Regions from separate parts of the Homo sapiens genome. Here region 1 is linked to region 2. Evidence: chromatin loops called from intact Hi-C (ENCODE). Cell type or tissue: heart right ventricle. All regions are shown on one strand. Links, peaks and the distances in the headings refer to the core of each region. The heading gives the core; the rest is flanking DNA. Region 1 overlaps LOC107985036 (a long non-coding RNA gene). Region 2 overlaps LOC107987247 (a long non-coding RNA gene).

Region 1 (8,347 bases), core at 211-8,210, 64 kb after region 2:
CTGTCCCCTGGTTGTCTCCTCCTACTGCGTCTCCCTTCAACTTGAAATCTCTTCCCTTTAAGTGAATTCTGCTGGGCTTTCTTCTGTTCCCAGGTATCTCAATATCACCTGGGGAACCAGAGCTACTCCCCACTTCCTGGGCTCATATCCAAACTTACTTGATCATAGGAAGCCATGGAGTTTTGTAGTGAAATATAAGGGCTATGGGGACAAATCCCTTGCCTTCTAGCACTCATTGTGTGATGTTGAATAAATAATTTAACTTCTTTGTCCCTCAGTTTTATCAGCTGTAAAAGGGGGTTGATAATAATAGAACCTACTTCATAGAGTTTCTGTTAGGATAAAATGAGTTAATTCTGACAAAAGTCCTTATAAAATGCCTGAAATATAATTCACATCAGCTCTTGTTACTACTTATTAAAACCATCCTAGCATTTCCTAAATGTTCCCCCGCCCAGCTGTTTATAAGCATGGGCATGGAGATCTATTCCTCGACTCTGTAAATGGCTGTTGAGCATCCCAAATGTATCCGGTATTGTTTTAAGTACCAGAGACACATACATATACAAGGCTCAGTCCCTCCTTCAAGGGGCCCACCCACTAGTAATGTAGTGTTGCCAAAACAGTACTCAGACCTTTAGAGATCTGGAAGCCCCTCTGTTTTTCCCCAAAAGTCTGTATTTGGTTACGCTTTCCAGTTCACACAGTACTTTTTCTGCTTACCACTTCGTCAAGTGCTTACCTGAAGGTAACAAACACACGGCTCAACTCTCAACGTCAAGTGAGTACCCAGGGTCACTGAGGGTTCCCACGCTTTTAATGAAATATGCCAGCCTAAGAATGTACAGAGGATAATTTAATGATTTAATAATATATTTTATTTAAAAGATTTTAAAGGCCTGTGAATCTCTCCTTTTGCACCATCCAGTAGGAACCACCAATCTCAAATCCGGTGTTTATGATTTCCATGATTATTTTTGTTAACATTTATTATACAAGTGTATGCCTATAAACAATATGTAAGTCTCCGTACGTGTTTTCAAACTTTATATAGATGATACCACATTGTATATATCCTGTCGCTTGCTTTTTCTAAGGAATGCATTTTATTACGGAAAAATTCAAACGTCTGCAAGTAAACAGAATAGTCTAATCAACTCCTATGTATCACCTGGCTCCAACAATTGTCGACATTCAGCCATTCTTGATTTACCTATGCCATCACCATACCCTACCTCCCATCAATCAATAATTATAGCTTACAGTTCTACTTTTACATTTTATAAACACCTAAATGCATAAACAATAACTGTATGCTTAAAAAAAAAGTAGATACAGCCAGGTGTGGTGGTTCATGCCTGTAATCCCAACAATATGGGAGGCTGAGGCAGGTGGATCACTGAGGTCAGGAGTTCGAGACTAGCCTGGCCAACTTTGAGACTAGCCTGGCCAACATGGTGAAACCCTGTCTCTACTAAATATACAAAAATTAACCGGGTGTGGTGGTGGGTGCCTGCAACCCCAGCTACTCGGGAGGCTGAGGCACTAGAATCGCCTGATCCCAGGAGGCAGAGGTTGCAGTGAGCTGAGATCGCCCCACTGCACTCCAGCCTAGGTGACAGAGTGAGACTCCGTCTAAAAAATAAATAAATAAATAAAAATAAAATAAAATATAAAGATAAAAATAAAAAGTGGATGCATCATGTATCTCTAGCCATATCAAGATACAGAACACTCATATCTACAGAAAATTTCCTCCTTTGCTGAAACTCCTCTTCCCCTCCTGCCACCTCACACCCCAGAAAACCATCATTTTGGCCTTCTCACCTCAGATTACATTTTCCCATTCTATAACCTCATATAAATAGAATCATATGGCATATAGCCTTTTGTGTTCCTTTTGGGAGAGGGGGTTCAGCACTGTCTCTGAGATTTACCCATGTTATTCCATGTATCAATAGATGCTTACTTTCTACTGCTAAGTAGTATCACACTGCAGGAATATAGCACAATTTTGTATTCATTTTCCCATTCATGAGTATTGGGGCTGTTTCCAGTTCTTGGTAATTGTGAATAAAGTTGCTATAAACATTTTCATACGGTACTTTTTGTAGGTATTTGTTTGCATTTCTCTTGGATTAAGGAGTGTTCCTCTTAACGGTTTAAGAAATTACCAAAGTGGTTGTGCTATTTTACATTTTCTCCAGTAATGGACAGGCATTTCATTTGCTCTACATACTCCCCAACCATTGTTGTGAGCTGATATTTCATTGTTCAAGACTTTTGCTTACTTTTATTAAATTGTCATTTTATTGTTGAGTTGAAAGAGTTCTTTACACATTCTGAATAGCAGTCTTCTGTCAGAAATATGCTTTGAAAATATTTTCTTAAGTCTATTTATTTTCTATAACAATGATATATTTTGTTGATCAGAGTTTTTGTTTCTTTTGATTTTTTGCAGGGGAGTGGGAGGGGGGACAGTCTCATTTAGTCACCCAGGTTGAAATGCCGTGGCACTATCATGCCTCAACGTAGCCTCAATCTCCCAGGCTTGAGCCACGCTCCCACCTCAGCCTCCCAAGTAGCTGGGACCACAGGCATGTGCCACAATGCCTGGCCAATTTTTTATTTATTTTTATATTTGCAGAGATGGGGTCTCATTATGTTGCCCAGGCTGGTCTCAAATTCCTGTGCTCAAACAATCCTCTTGCTTCAGCCTCCCAAAGTGCTGGAATTACAGGCATGAGCCACCATGCCTGGCTTGTTTCAATTTTTATGAAGTCTAATTTATCATTTATTTTTTATTTTATTTCAGAGTTTTCAGAGTTTTGTCTTAACATTTTTCGTTATCCTGTAAACATATTTCCCTGTTTTTTTCAATAAGCCTTATAATTTTAGCTTCTATATTTAGAACAGTCATCTCTAATTAAATGTGGTGTGTGTGGTGTGAGGTCAGAGATTGGGCTCACTTTTTTTTTGCACAGATATCCTGTTGTTTCAGCACAATTTGTTGAAAATACTTTCCTTTTTCCTTTGAGTGACTTGCTGTTTTTGTCAAAAATTAATTCACCATAAACATGTGTATCTATTTATGTATTCTCTGGTCTGCTGCAGTGATTGATGTGTCTATCTTTATGCCAATATCTAACTGTCTTAATTACTGTAGCTTTATATTCATATGTCTTGAAGTCAAGTAGTTTGAGTTCTTCAGCTTTCTTTTTCAAGATTGTTTAGGCTATTCTAGGTCATATGCATTTCCATATAAATTCTAGAATTGTTTTATCTATTTCTATTTTTAAAAAGCCTTATGGAGTTTTGATTTGAATCATGTCGAGCTATGGATCGCTGTGGGAAGGTTTGACATCCTAACAATATTGAATTTTCCAACCCACAAATATAGTATATCTCTTCATTTATTTATGTCCTCTTTAACTTTTCTCAGCAATATTTTGTAGTTTTCAATATAGAGGATTTACATATCTTTTGTTAAATTTATCAAGCATTTTACATTTTTATAAAATTGTGAATAAAATTTTAATTTTATTTTCTATTGCTTTCTGCCAATATATAGAAATACAACTGATTTTCCGTATGTATCTTATAGTCTGAGATATTGTTAAGTTTATGTAAATCGTTCTAGGAGTTTTCTTTGTTCATTCCTCAGGCTTTTCTTATAAAATTGAATACTATCTGTGAGTTTGAATTAATTAAATAAAACTTTTGTTTATAGAAACAAATTCTTCCTTTTGAGTCTTTATGCTTTTAGTTTTCCTCGCATTATTGAACAAGCTAGAGCCTTCATACAATATTGAATAGAAGATTCAGCATTCTGGCCTTTTTTTTCTGATCTTAGGGGAAAAGCATTCAGGGCTTCCCCATCAAGAATTAACAATAGACTCTTGCACATGCTCTCTATCAGAATTGGGATTCTAGTTTGTTAGAGGATGGCTATTCCAATTTGCTGAGAATTACTGTCATTAATGAGTGCTGGATATTGTTAAATGCCTTTTCTCCATCTATTAAGATGATCATATATGTTTTTAACTTTAATATATTAATTAACCAGATTACATTGATTAATTTTTAAATGTTGAACCAAACTTGTATTCCTGAGATAAAATTTAATTGGTTATAATATTCTTTTTATATATTTCTGAAAAATATTTTGCTACAGATTCTTGCATCTATGTTAATGAAGAATATTTTCTTCCCTTTTAATGTCTTTGTCATGGTTTGATATCAAAAATCAATTCATAAAATGGGTTAAGATGTTAAAACATGTATTTTCCTCCTCTATTTTCTGGAAGAGGTTGTAAAAGATGGTACTACTTCCTCCCTGAATGTTTGCTAGAATTCACCTGTGAAGGCACTGGAACCAAGAGTTTATTTGTTGAAATGTTTTGATTTAAAAATTCAATTTTTTTCATGGGTATAGTTATTCAGAATTTCTATATCATCTTGTGTTAGTTTTAGTTTCATGGGCAGTTGGTCAGTTGACTCAAGGCGTTTGCTCATTTCATCTGAATTGTAGCATTTTCTTGCATGATTTTTTAAATAGTATTTTCTTTTTATCCTTTTAACATCTGTAGGATTTATAATGATATTCATTTCTTAATTCATGTTATTATACTATAGATAACTTGTGTTTTTCCTGTTTTTGTTTTTTGGTCTAGCTAGAAGTTTATCAAATGTATTAATCTTTCCAAAAGCAATTTCTGGATTTCTTGGTTTTCTATTTTTAATTTTTAAAAATTTCTGCTGTTATCTTTATTATTTCCTTTCATCTACCTTTTTTTTTTTTTTTGCTTGTTTTTATTTTTGGTCTTTATTGGCAGAAACTTAGATCATTAATTTATACCTTTCTTCCTAATATAAACATTCAAACTTAACATTTGTTTCCTCTAAGCACTGAATTAGCTTCATCCCTTGCTTGTTTGGATACTAGTTAATAATTACAAAAAATAATGACAGTTATTAAAAAAATAAAAAGGACACTAAAATATTCTTTGTACAGATTCACCTCTGTTAATATTTCTTGACATTTCAAGTTCTCTCTTGCTCGTTCTTACTATGTATATGTGTGGGTGTATTTTCTGAAACATCTGAAGGTGATTTATATATATTGTAGACATTTATCACTAAATAATTCAATGTGTTTCCCAAGAGTAGGAGTACTTTCTTACATAACCACTGCAATTATTAAATTCATACATTTACATTTATGTTATACTTCAATCTAGTATACCATCCATATTGTAATTTTGTCATTTAACCTAAAAATGCCTCTTATAATGTCTTTTTCTCCTGTAGCACAGGATCCTATCTAGTTGTCAAGTTTCTTTAGCCTTAAATAGTCTCGAATGTTTCCACAGTCTTTCCTTATCTTTTATGACAATAACATTTTTGAAAAATACAGCCCTACTACCATTTAATAGAAAGTTATTCATTTTGGGTTGTCTAATGTTTCCTTGTGATTAGGTTCAGGTCACACACTATCTTAGGATATCACAATTGGAGATACACAATGTCCATCTTCCCTCATTGGTGATGTTAATTTGATCATTTGTTCAAGGTGTTGCCAATTTTTTGAAAATATAGTTATTGATATTTCTCTTTTAACTGACAGTCAGTATATGAAGTATCTTTCTCTCATCAAAATACCCCTCCCTAGATTCAGTATCCATTGATTATTTTTACCCATTTTTACTACGATGATCACAAAATGATGATTTCCAAGCTCCAGCACTCCTTCCATATTGATTAGTTGGCCCTCAGCATTCTAATGCCAGGAAGAAACCTCCCCTCTCCTGTATGTCTGCATGTATGTATGTATGCACCTATTTATCAATCATATCTATCTATCCATCTATCTAATCTATATACTCAATAAATGTGTCTACCTACCTAATGAATCTAATATGGATATTGATTCATGCATTTCTATTTTTCCATGATTTATCATTCATTACTATCCTTAATCATTTTGGCGTTCAAATTTTTAGAAATTTGGTCAGTGAGAACTCCTTAAAGCTAGTTCCTGTGTCCCTGTGACATCCTCCCACCATGTTTTAAAGCACTTTCTTATTTTCCTACATAGTGAGATATTCCAGGTTCATCTTTTACCCCAGTTCCAGCCCTGGAATATGAAAAGTCCTAGTTTCTTTAATTGAGAAATGGTAGTAGAGACAAAATTATGGGTGCTATTTATACTTATTATTCCAGGAGTATATTTGCTTCTTGGCTCTTTAGCAAACAGAGCTAAGAAATACATGCATGGACATATATATGTACATGCATATTTACATAAATATACATATGCGCAAACCTAGATATGCATACATGCAGGTGCATACATATATGTTCACTTAAACATATATACACACATATATGTACATATTTAGAGATATCTCCAGTTCCAATCCATCCTCAGGATTATTTTGTGACTTCTCCTGTCCCATAGTATGTTTGTATACCTTCTTTCACAATGAGAACTTTGACCCTCGGTATCATTTACACATCTACTCTTTTGGCTTGGCACAGTGGCTCACAGCTGTAATCCCAGCACTTTGGGAGGCCAAGGCAGGCAGATCACTTGAGTCCTGGAGTTTCAGACCAGCCTGGAAAACATGGCAAAACCCCATCTCAACTAAAAATAAAAAAATAAAAAATTAGCTAGGGGTGGTGGTGATCGCCTATAGTCCCAGCTACTTGGGTTGCTGAGGGAAGAAGATCACCTAAGCCTGGGAGGTGGAGGCTGCAATAAGCTGTGATCACGCCACTGTACCCCAGCATGAGTGACAGAGTAAGATCCTGTCTCAAACAGAACAAAGCAAAACAAAACCATTTACTCTTTTGTTCAGTTCTACAGTATCTTAAAGTACATTCAGAATTGCTTCACTCAAACACTATGATAGGCAAACCTACTAAAAGGAGTTTATCAATTATTTTCAATTCTCCCCCACCACAAGTCCAATCTGACCAAAACTAAAGGTAGTCACAAGTTGTGTTCATAAGGTACTCAAAATAGTTTGTTCTTTATTCCCTTCCAGCTAGTTATGGTATTAATTTGAAATATAATTAGGTTCATTTGTCAGTTTGCTTTCAGTTTTAGGGTTCTCTCCTTTACATTTTTCGGCTTTAATTTAATTTGGGGGTTATACTGACATTTTATTATTAGCATGCATCCGAAAGTCAAATATTTGAAAATACGTAATTAGAAAAGTGTCACTCTTTCTCATACTTTTCCATCCCACCTCGCCTCACACTTTGTAGGTATCCAATTTCACTATTTTCCAGTTTATCCTTCTTATGTTCTTTATGTAATGATAAGCAGATATGTGGCTATTTCCTTACTTACCCTTTTTCTTACACATGCTCATTTGTATCTCGCTTTTTTTTACTTATAAACATCTCTTTGAAATCATTTTGTATCAGTTCACAAGGATCTTCCTTACTTATTTTCAACAACTACATAATACTCCATTGAGTGACTGTGCCATAGTTTATTCAACAAAACTGCTCTGCTGAAACTTTCTGGAAGTTCCAATTTTTTGAAATCTCAAATATTGCCACAATAAATATCCTGTTCATGCATTTTTTTATATAGTTGTAGGTGCTCCTAGATGTGGCTCTCACAAATTGTGATATGATAAATTGTCTTTATCATTTAGATTGAAATATTTTATAATTTTTCCTTGTGATTTCTTATTTGAACTATAGTTTATAAATGTATAGTTTAATTTCAAAATATTTACTTTTATTGGTTTCAAATGTAATTATGCCACTGTCATATAACTTACCCTATTACCCTATAAGATTTCAAACTTTTGAAGTTTACTATGACTTGTTTATGATATTTACGTTATATGGTGTATCGTGGTGAACACTCCTCGTACATTTGAAAACATTTTGCAGTTATTGGGTTTAGTGTTCTATAAGTGCCAATTAGGTCCAAGCAGTTTACTGTGTCATTCATATATTTCATATCATTGTTGATTCTTTGTGTAACTGTTTTATCAATGACTAAGAAGAGTGTTAAAATCAACTCTAATAGCAGATATGTCTATTTTGATTTTAGTTCTGTTATTTTTTTCTTCGTTATATTTTGAAACTCTGTTAAGTGCATATCCATTTATAATTGTTATGTCTTCCTCACTTATTGACCCTTATATGTTAAAATATGCTATTTTTCTTATCCATAATACTCTTTATCTTGAAATTTATTTTGTCTAATGTTATTTTACCCCCTATATCTTGGTTATGGTTAGTGGTGTTTGCATGGAATATCTTATCTTTTTACTTTCAACATATTTTGTCTATTTTCTTTTTTTATTTGTTGATTTATTTT
Region 2 (8,347 bases), core at 139-8,138:
ATAGCATTAGGAGATATACCTAATGTTAAATGACGAGTTAATGGGTGCAGCACACCAACATGGCACATGTATACATATGTAACAAACCTGCACGTTGTGCACACGTACCCTAAAACTTAAAGTATAATAATAATAAAATAAAATAAAATAAAAAATAAAAATATAAAAAAAGCACCATCCATGCAAATTTTATTCCATCACAGAGATTAATGAAAAGAAATGGTCCTACTAGCATTTTATCAAGGGCTACTTGTGGACTGTATACTATATTGATACTTTGAATTTGTTTTTTTTTTTTTTTTTTTTTTTTGCATGGACAGATGAACCTTTATTTAAAAAAATAGCACTTCAAATAAATTAAAAGGGACAACCGTCAAGTGTTCAAATTGTGAAGAAATAGTTGAAAACCTAGAGGGACTCCAAGCTGCAGTCTTCTAACCTCATTCTTTGTCCAATGGCAAAAACCCACACATCTCAGTATTCCCACTCAATTTTTTCCCTACTGAGATGAGGGAAGCAATTGCAAACAGGAGACCAGACGAAGGAGAAAGCTGCATCTGATTGGAATGAACATTGCCACGTACTTGCTAATACGGGTTTCACTTTATGACCAAATGTATTCTTTCAAAAATAAAAAAGAGGAGAGGGAAGCTGCATGTTTTTAAAAATTGAAATTATTTAGGGAAAAAACACTAACTCTAGTGCCTTTAACGGGCAATAGCAACTTTTTTCCTCCGAAGTCAAACACCATCCCCAGCTGAGCCTTTGTGCTACAAGCTTTTCAGGAGATGTTACCTAAACTTTATTAAAAGAAAAGAACAAGTTTAAATACAGACACTGGACTAGCCCAGTCTGTATTTTCAAGTCCACATTCTTCATCTGAATCAGGGACCCCCCTGAGTCTGCATGTTTTCAAGTTCACAGTACATGGAACCAGTTTTTCCTTTTAATTTTTTCCTCACTCAGAGCAGCCACACACAGTGGCCGTTGACGCTGGAACCTCGGGCGGGGCCTTTTCCTACAAGGCCTGGCCGGAGCTGCCCAAGGTTTCTCCTCAATGAGAATCGATGCTGTCATGCTCTATGGATGGGAAAAAAGCAAGAAAATAGAAGCACCTGGTACAGGTTTCATCAGATCCATTCGGATTCGCTATGTTCCAAACCCGCTGCTGAACGCCATTTGTCCACTTTGTGTGTGTTGAACAGTTTGTGGCCTTGGAGTCAGTCTCAATTAGAAGAACTGTTATTGGACGCCCCAGAGGTTGATGCAATAGCAGCTCCAGCAGGGCTACTCGTAGAGACTGACTTTTGGATGTGAGGCAACAAGTAGGGATCACAGGCCAGCTGCTGGACATCAATGCGGTCCTCCTTTCGGTAGGCCAAGCATCGTCGAATCAACGCCTTTGCTTCAGGTGTTACTACCGGCTTTGGCGGGAACTGCACTTCAGTAGCTTTAAGAATCGTATTCTCTTGTAGGATGTCTTGCTGAGACTGGTTATGGCCAAAAGGCTTCCTTCCATAAAGACACTGATAGAAGATCACACCCACCGACCACACATCAACTTTATTTGAGATCTTTGGTGGTTCTTTCCCAACCACAAAACACTCTGGTGGTAAATACCAATAAGTACCAGCACCTTGTGATGTTAGCTCCATGCCATCCACTGAATTGTAGCTATCATCATCCATGATCTTCGAAAGACCAAAATCTGTAATTTTTATCTCTCCACACCCTGTACCATTTTCTAAAAGAATATTACCTGGTTTGAGGTCATAGTGTATGATGGGAGGTTTTATTTCATTTAAGTACTTTAAAGCATTCACAATCTGCATGATAATGGACCGGGCCTCTTTCTCTGACATTAATTTGTGCTGTTTCAGGTAGAAGTCCAGATCATTTCCCTCACAGTATTCTAATACTGTACAAAACGAGTCAGTATCCAGTGAAAAGTAATCATACAGCTTAACTATTCTGGGATGGTCCAGCTCTTTATGAATCCGGTATTCCCTACATGCATGCTTGTGGTAATTCTCCTTTTTCTCATCTCTCCAGTTTTTATTTAACTGGTGAATTTTCACAGCTACGTATCTTTGCTCTGTTAGATCAAATGCCTTGTAAACTTCACTGAAACCTCCTCTACCCAAAAGATGTAACAACAAATATCTGTCATTTAGCGTTGGATGATATTTAAATTGTGAATTATCTTCATTATGTATCCTTTTTACTTCCCTGATATGTAGTTTTCTAACCCTTTCTAGCCTCTCCAGCTCTGCCTGGATCTCTGCTTCCTCCTTTTTAAGATGACCTAATCTGAGTTTGAAGATTTCTTCTTGTTCATGGTATTCTTTTAACGTTAACGTTTCATTTTCAGCTCCATTGGTCTTGCTTTTCCACTGTTTCTGCTCATTGGTTGCAGGAGGGGCCTGACCCATGGCAGGAGGTTTCCGCTTTGCTAACATTTTCCGTTGTCTTTCTATCTCTTCCCTCTGTGAATTTATCCTTTCCTGTTGCTTGATAAGATTCTGAAAAGCATAACCATCTGTCCACTGCTCAGTAAATTTGGCTCCGTGTCGGACGTAGTAAAGTAGCCCAGTCTCAAGCGGTCTTGCATGCTCTTATCTCTACACGCCATCTTCTCTTGTTTTGACTTTTCTATAAGGAGTTTCTTGCTCATTGTCACACATCTATTTAATCGTTCCTTGTATTTCTCTAGCATCTTTTGCTGTTCATCAATCTGCCGTCTCAAATCACAGATGGCTCTTAATAAATCATCTATTCTTCCCTCCTTCTTCTCTAAGTCAGAATTCTTACTGTTTTCTAGTGCAGATATTTTTTCTATTGTGAGGTCGGACTGGGTCTGTCTGTGCTGGATGGAGATCTGTTTTTGGGAGCTGCAGGAATGCTCTGTGTTGCCAGATCCCGTAGATGAGGGACTGTTTTGCTGAGCTGAAACAAAAGTGAAGCAGAGGCCAGCTCCCCTTTGCGCCAGCTGCTCTGTGTCAAGCCGAGGTTTTGCTAGCATCACTGACATGAGGGTTGGCAGAGCAGACTGCTCCTCCGTTGCCTCCTTTGCAGCACTGCCATCTAAACCATAGAGGGGCTGTTCTACTCGTCGCGGTAAGGGATTGGATAAGGAATGTTGCAGTGAGGATCGTGCAACTGGTGGAACACTTCTGCCAGGGCTGGTTCCCGGCCCGCTTCCCCCAGCAAACTCAAAGTAATCACTAATTTTATGTCCCCTAGGAGTGCCTTTCCCTTGGCTACTTTCATATGGTTCAGCTTTTCTTTTCCGATTTCGCTGGTCATTCTGCTTTTTCTTGGGAGTCTCTACTTCTTTATCACTCAAGGATCCGACGCTGCACAAGCTCTGGTTGGAAGACTCACTATTAAGTGGTCCCTTACTAACACCTACTCCAGTAAACCTGGCCTCCAATAATTTCTGCCGTCGTGGGTCCAGGCTATGCAATTCTTCCATCATTTCTACTGCCGCCGCCGCCGCTGCCGCTCCACGCTCCTCCCTGGAGGGACCCCGACCCGACCCGGCTGCGGACCGCTCCGCTCTCCCCCTGGGCAGGCCCGGGGCGGAGCCGGGGCCTCTCCTGAGCGCCGCAACCCCCCGCCCGGGCAGCCACCGCCGGCGCCGGGCTCCACGAGAGGGCGGGCGGGGGAGGGGGGGCACGAAGGCCGCAGATCCCCGGGCTCGCGTACAGAGCCAGGCGCCCGACGCGGCCCCGGGCCCGGGCGGCCACGGGACCGGCCTCCTGGCGCCGGACAAAGGCCAAGGGAGGCGCAGGAGGGCCCAGGCCAGGTCAGGAGGTGGGGGCCCGCTCGGCTGGGGGCCACTCGGGTGCGGCGCGGAGGGCGGGGGTGTCGGAACCGCTGGTGCCCAGGACCTGCCTCCGGCCCCTTAATCCGGATCGGTTCGGTCCGGATTAGTAGTGATCGGTGTAAACACACTAGTGAAACCGCGTGTTTCCTCGCGAGATTTGCACGGCTGGGAGGCAGGGGGGGTCCTGGGGGGTGGGGGAAGCGCCGACAGTGGGGGAGGAGGGGGAGGGGACGAGGAAGGTGGGGGGGGTCCCCGCTGCCCCCTGAATTTGTTTATTCACTTAATCATCCTGCCAATTTTATATGGGAACCATCTACCTATTACAGAGGCAGAAAGTAAGGGTTAGACAGGGTAGGGTGACTTGCACAAGCTAACAGTGCTGCCAGGTGAGAGAGTCATCATTGTTGGGCTTCACAGCCTGAGTCCTCTTCATTGCATGGTGCTGCAGGTGACAGCCATGGGCCTGGAACTGCTTCAAGGGTAGTTTCCAGTGTCCTCACCTCTCCCCTTCCCCAGCCTCACCTCTCACATTTCCAGAATTAGCCAGTTCCTATTATTACTGAAGCAATAGTTAAGTTTGAGGGAAAAACACCAAATATAACTACAGTAACAAAATATAATAAGAGTTAACATCATTAACTAGTCATCATGCAATTGCCACAACTATCCTAGGAGGAAGCTATTACCGTTTTGATCATTTTACAAATGATGGAACAGAGTATCAGGGAGATTAAGTAATTTGCACAGGGACACACAACCACTCCAAGAAAAGATGGAGATCCAAATGTTGCTCTTTTCAAGAGGCAGCTCAGCTTAATGGGGAAGTGGGAAAGCATATATCTCAACAAGGAGAAATACCAAATGGGTCTACCATATGCAAAGCACAGTGCTATGCTCTGGAGGGGGATGCAAAAATGAGTAAAGGAGCATATGGTTCTCTGCTGAGAAAGAGAAGGCTCTCACAACACAAGAGTTGAACTTGGGCAAAAGACAGTAGGGTTCCACATTACCGATGTGACTACTGGAAATTCTTTCCCAACTATCCTGGGTCGGAGGCAGAAGAAGAGACTGGTTGGAGAGCCCAGGAGAGCCTCTGAACATTAAGCCAACAGTCTTGAATCATGACAAGAGCCTCTCCACAGAGTCCTCAAATGCACTTCTATTCAATCACTCAGATTTTTCTTCTTTGAGCATCTAAGAGGCAATATGATCAAAGGGAGACAAGGTCGTGAAATAGAAAGAATGATAACTTTGACATCAAACTTGTTATAAACTCCACCTCCCCTTATTATAAGCTCCGAGACCTTGGGAAATTGCATATTTCCCTGAGGCTCACTTCCCTAGCTGTCACTTGTGGATATTAACTCCTCATATGGTGTCAGAGAAGTAAATACTATAACAAATGTAGAAATACATAGCACACACTAACCCTCAAACCAAGTTAGTTCTTCCCCCCTCTCAGTGGGGCTAACACTTGGTGTGAGGTGCTGGCAAAGAAACAAAGACTTTTAATGCTTGTTATCGCTTTCTAGAAGCTTAGAATTTAGTTGGGATTCAGGAGACAGGGACTAGCAGAAGAAAACACATACTGCAATCTCCTAAGTAGTCTTTCACCTTTAATATTCCTCCCTCTGATCCATCCTGTGGAGTACCCTTTAGTAACACAAACCTGATCATGTCCCTTATGACCAAGGAATTATTCTGCTAGGCATATCCCCAACAGAAATATGTCCATATGTTCATCAAAAGACAGGAAAATTTGCTCAACATCATTCTCATTAGAGAATTGTAGGACAAACTCACACGAAGATTCCACTGCACACTTACTAGAATGTTTTAAATCCAGAGGACAAGCTTTTGATAAGTATGTAGAGCACTATAATCCTCATATGCTGCTGGTGGGAATATAAAATGGTACAACCACTTTGGAATCCAATTTAGCAGTTTCTTAAAAATGTAAACAACCACTTATTATATGACACAGCCCTTTCACCTCACATATTTACCTAATAAAAATGGAAGCATATGTCCCCCCAAAACTTATATATGAATATTTAAAACAGCTTTATGTGTAATAACCCACAACTGGTAACAACCCAAACATCCATCAACATGTGAATGATAAACAATAGAATACTACTCAACAATAAAAAAGAACAAATAATTACATACATAAACAGGAATAAATTTCAAAAGTAATTATCCCGAGTAAAAGAATCCAGTCTAAAAACAGCACACGTTGTATGATTCCATCCACATAATATTCTAGAAAATGCAAATTAGTATCTAGTAAGGGAAATCCAATCAGTGGAAGGCTGGAGACAGTGGTAAGGTGTGGGAAGGACAGGAGGGAGGAATGACAAAAGGACAGAAGAAAACATTGATGGGGACTATGAATTTGTTCTCTATCTTGATTGCTGTGATGGTTTCATCCATATATATCCGAACTTATCAAATTGTATAATTTGGGATAGCACTTGGTTTGAGCTGTTGCGGAGAAAGAGTTTTAGTACTTTTTATTGCTTTTTAGGAACTTATAATTTAGTTGAGATTTAGTTTATTAGCAATTTATGCCAATTATAATACAATAAAGCTATTTTAAGGACATGCATTGGAATGTTTACAACAGCTTTATTCATAATAGCCTCGAACTAGAAACAGTATAAATGTTCTTCAACAGTAAAATAAATAAATGTTGATTTATATATTTGCAGAATACTATATAGCAATGACAATAAACAAACTGCAGTTACATACAGCAACATGGATGATTGTCACAAACATAAAGCTGAGCAAAATAAGTTAGACACAAAAGAATACATAGTGCATGATTTTACATGCAGAAGGATGAAAATATACATGAAATAAACCCATGGTGTTAGAAATTAAGAGAGCATTGACTTTTAGGGAAGAAGGAAGGGCATGGTGGCAGGGTAGGATGGGAGCTCCAGGGATGCTGGTGATGCGGTATTCCCTGGTTCTGGTGATTCATTTATGGTGGTATCCTCTTATCATAATGCACTAAACTGTAAACTTGTGAATTTTCTATTTTTCTATATGTATGCTGTGCTTTAGTAAATAGGTTTATTTTTTAAAGGTTATTACATGGTATGTGATAAAAGGCAGCATTGATTGTGGCTAAACAAATGCCTTAAATGGAGGGGGGATGGGAAGCAGTAACATTATTAGGAGGAAGAGCAAAAGAGGTCTAAGGCTGTGTAGCCAGGAGTAGATGCCTAGGCACTTTTGGTTTGACAGACATTTTTCTATTCCTACAATGCAAAATGATTTCAAATATATAAATTTTAAAACCTTCCATTTGTTTAGTGCTTTAGAATTTATAGTTTGCATGGTCACAATTCTGCAAGGATAAGAACTCTGTTAATCCATGCAGAAAGTAGACATTCAGCAAATGTTTACTTGAGTGAATTTAAAACACTTTTACCTTCACTAATTTAATGATTTCTCACAAGTGTTCTGTAGATGAGCAGGGTGAGGGTTATTAGTTTCTTTTCATAGAGGGGAAAACCAAAGCCCCTAGGAGCTGAGGCCTCCTGCAGATGGGGGCAATGGACTGGGTGTGTTTTGAATCCTGGCTGGTGGCCTTTGAGCTCTGTGACCTTGGACAGGGCTGGAACCAAGAGTGCAATTCCCTGCCTTCAGCTGCAGTCTCCCTCCCTGGCCCAGTCATGAAAGCAAAAATGGGTCAAGTTCTAATTCCCTGATGGAGAGGCACACAATACAAAATTGGTGACCTTTACTATTCCAAAGGCATGCATACCCTCCCTGTTGAGGACACACAAAGATGCAACAAATTATCTTTGTTTTTATGGATAAAACAGCTCATACAAAATAAAAGTGGGCCATACCCTTGAATCACACACACACACACACACACACACGCACGCACACACACACACACACACCAAGAAGAAGGCCTGAAGGGACAGCAGCCAATCCCTTTGGAAGAACTGAGGGCTGTGTTGCCAGAGGATGCCCAGGTAGAAGCTAAGTCATGCTGTCCCTGGTGAAAAATTGCTTAGCGTAATTATATCCCCAGAGAATGCAGGCTTCCAGATGGGCCCCAGAGCATCCTTTACATACAGTATTTTAGGCCAATAACATGATTCTAATGAAGTAGGAAGGAAGAACAAGAATAATAAAATTAAAAAGTCAAATTTTCATCCTTAATCTCGAGGGCTGCAAATAGGATGCGGCTGTGGTTCAGAAGCAGAGAACGGAGAGGTGGGGGAAGAAGCCCATTTTGAAAGCGGCCAGGCGTTCCTAAAATGGTCCATGACAAGGGTGAACTTTAATCTCAATTTCTGCAGCTTGACCCACATCCCCTTGGAGGAGGACAGAACTTTTCAATGAGGAGGCACCTAGAGGAGGATCAGAAAAGTAAATACCAAATTCGTCTGTTTCTCCATCTCTCTTCCACTTGAGAAGTCCTCAGAGGATGTGGCCTTTAGTGGACGTGTTTGTCTGGAGTTGAAGGAACGGTGCCTGGGGATGAGT

The links. A loop is a pair of places that touch in the nucleus more often than their neighbours do. Peaks named below come from ENCODE experiments on the same cell type or tissue, not always from the same donor. Only the 100,000 strongest peaks of a DNase experiment are listed, where the experiment ranks them.
Region 1: a loop joins it to region 2, with 4 times the contacts of the local background. A loop is called at or near these places in 2 of 110 quality-filtered maps.

Annotation. Positions count from the first base shown.
Region 1 is chr17:34,100,692-34,109,038 of GRCh38, forward strand. LOC107985036 (a long non-coding RNA gene) reads right to left here. Exons shown (of 7, transcript XR_007065718.1): 2 at 743-834. It also overlaps a transcript of ASIC2 not described here. Among named protein-coding and RNA genes, the nearest start is that of LINC01989, 79 kb to the right of the region's middle. In heart right ventricle, for the core only: no CTCF peak of the experiment used is centred there; no DNase peak of the experiment used is centred there; H3K27me3 peaks cover 1,281 bases.
Region 2 is chr17:34,036,395-34,044,741 of GRCh38, forward strand. All of the region lies in intron 4 of LOC107987247 (a long non-coding RNA gene), which reads right to left. It also overlaps a transcript of ASIC2 not described here and the pseudogene TLK2P1. Among named protein-coding and RNA genes, the nearest start is that of LINC01989, 140 kb to the right of the region's middle. RefSeq lists a silencer at 2,472-2,672 and an enhancer at 6,712-7,911. In heart right ventricle, for the core only: no CTCF peak of the experiment used is centred there; a DNase peak (open chromatin) is centred at 3,969; H3K27me3 peaks cover 2,536 bases.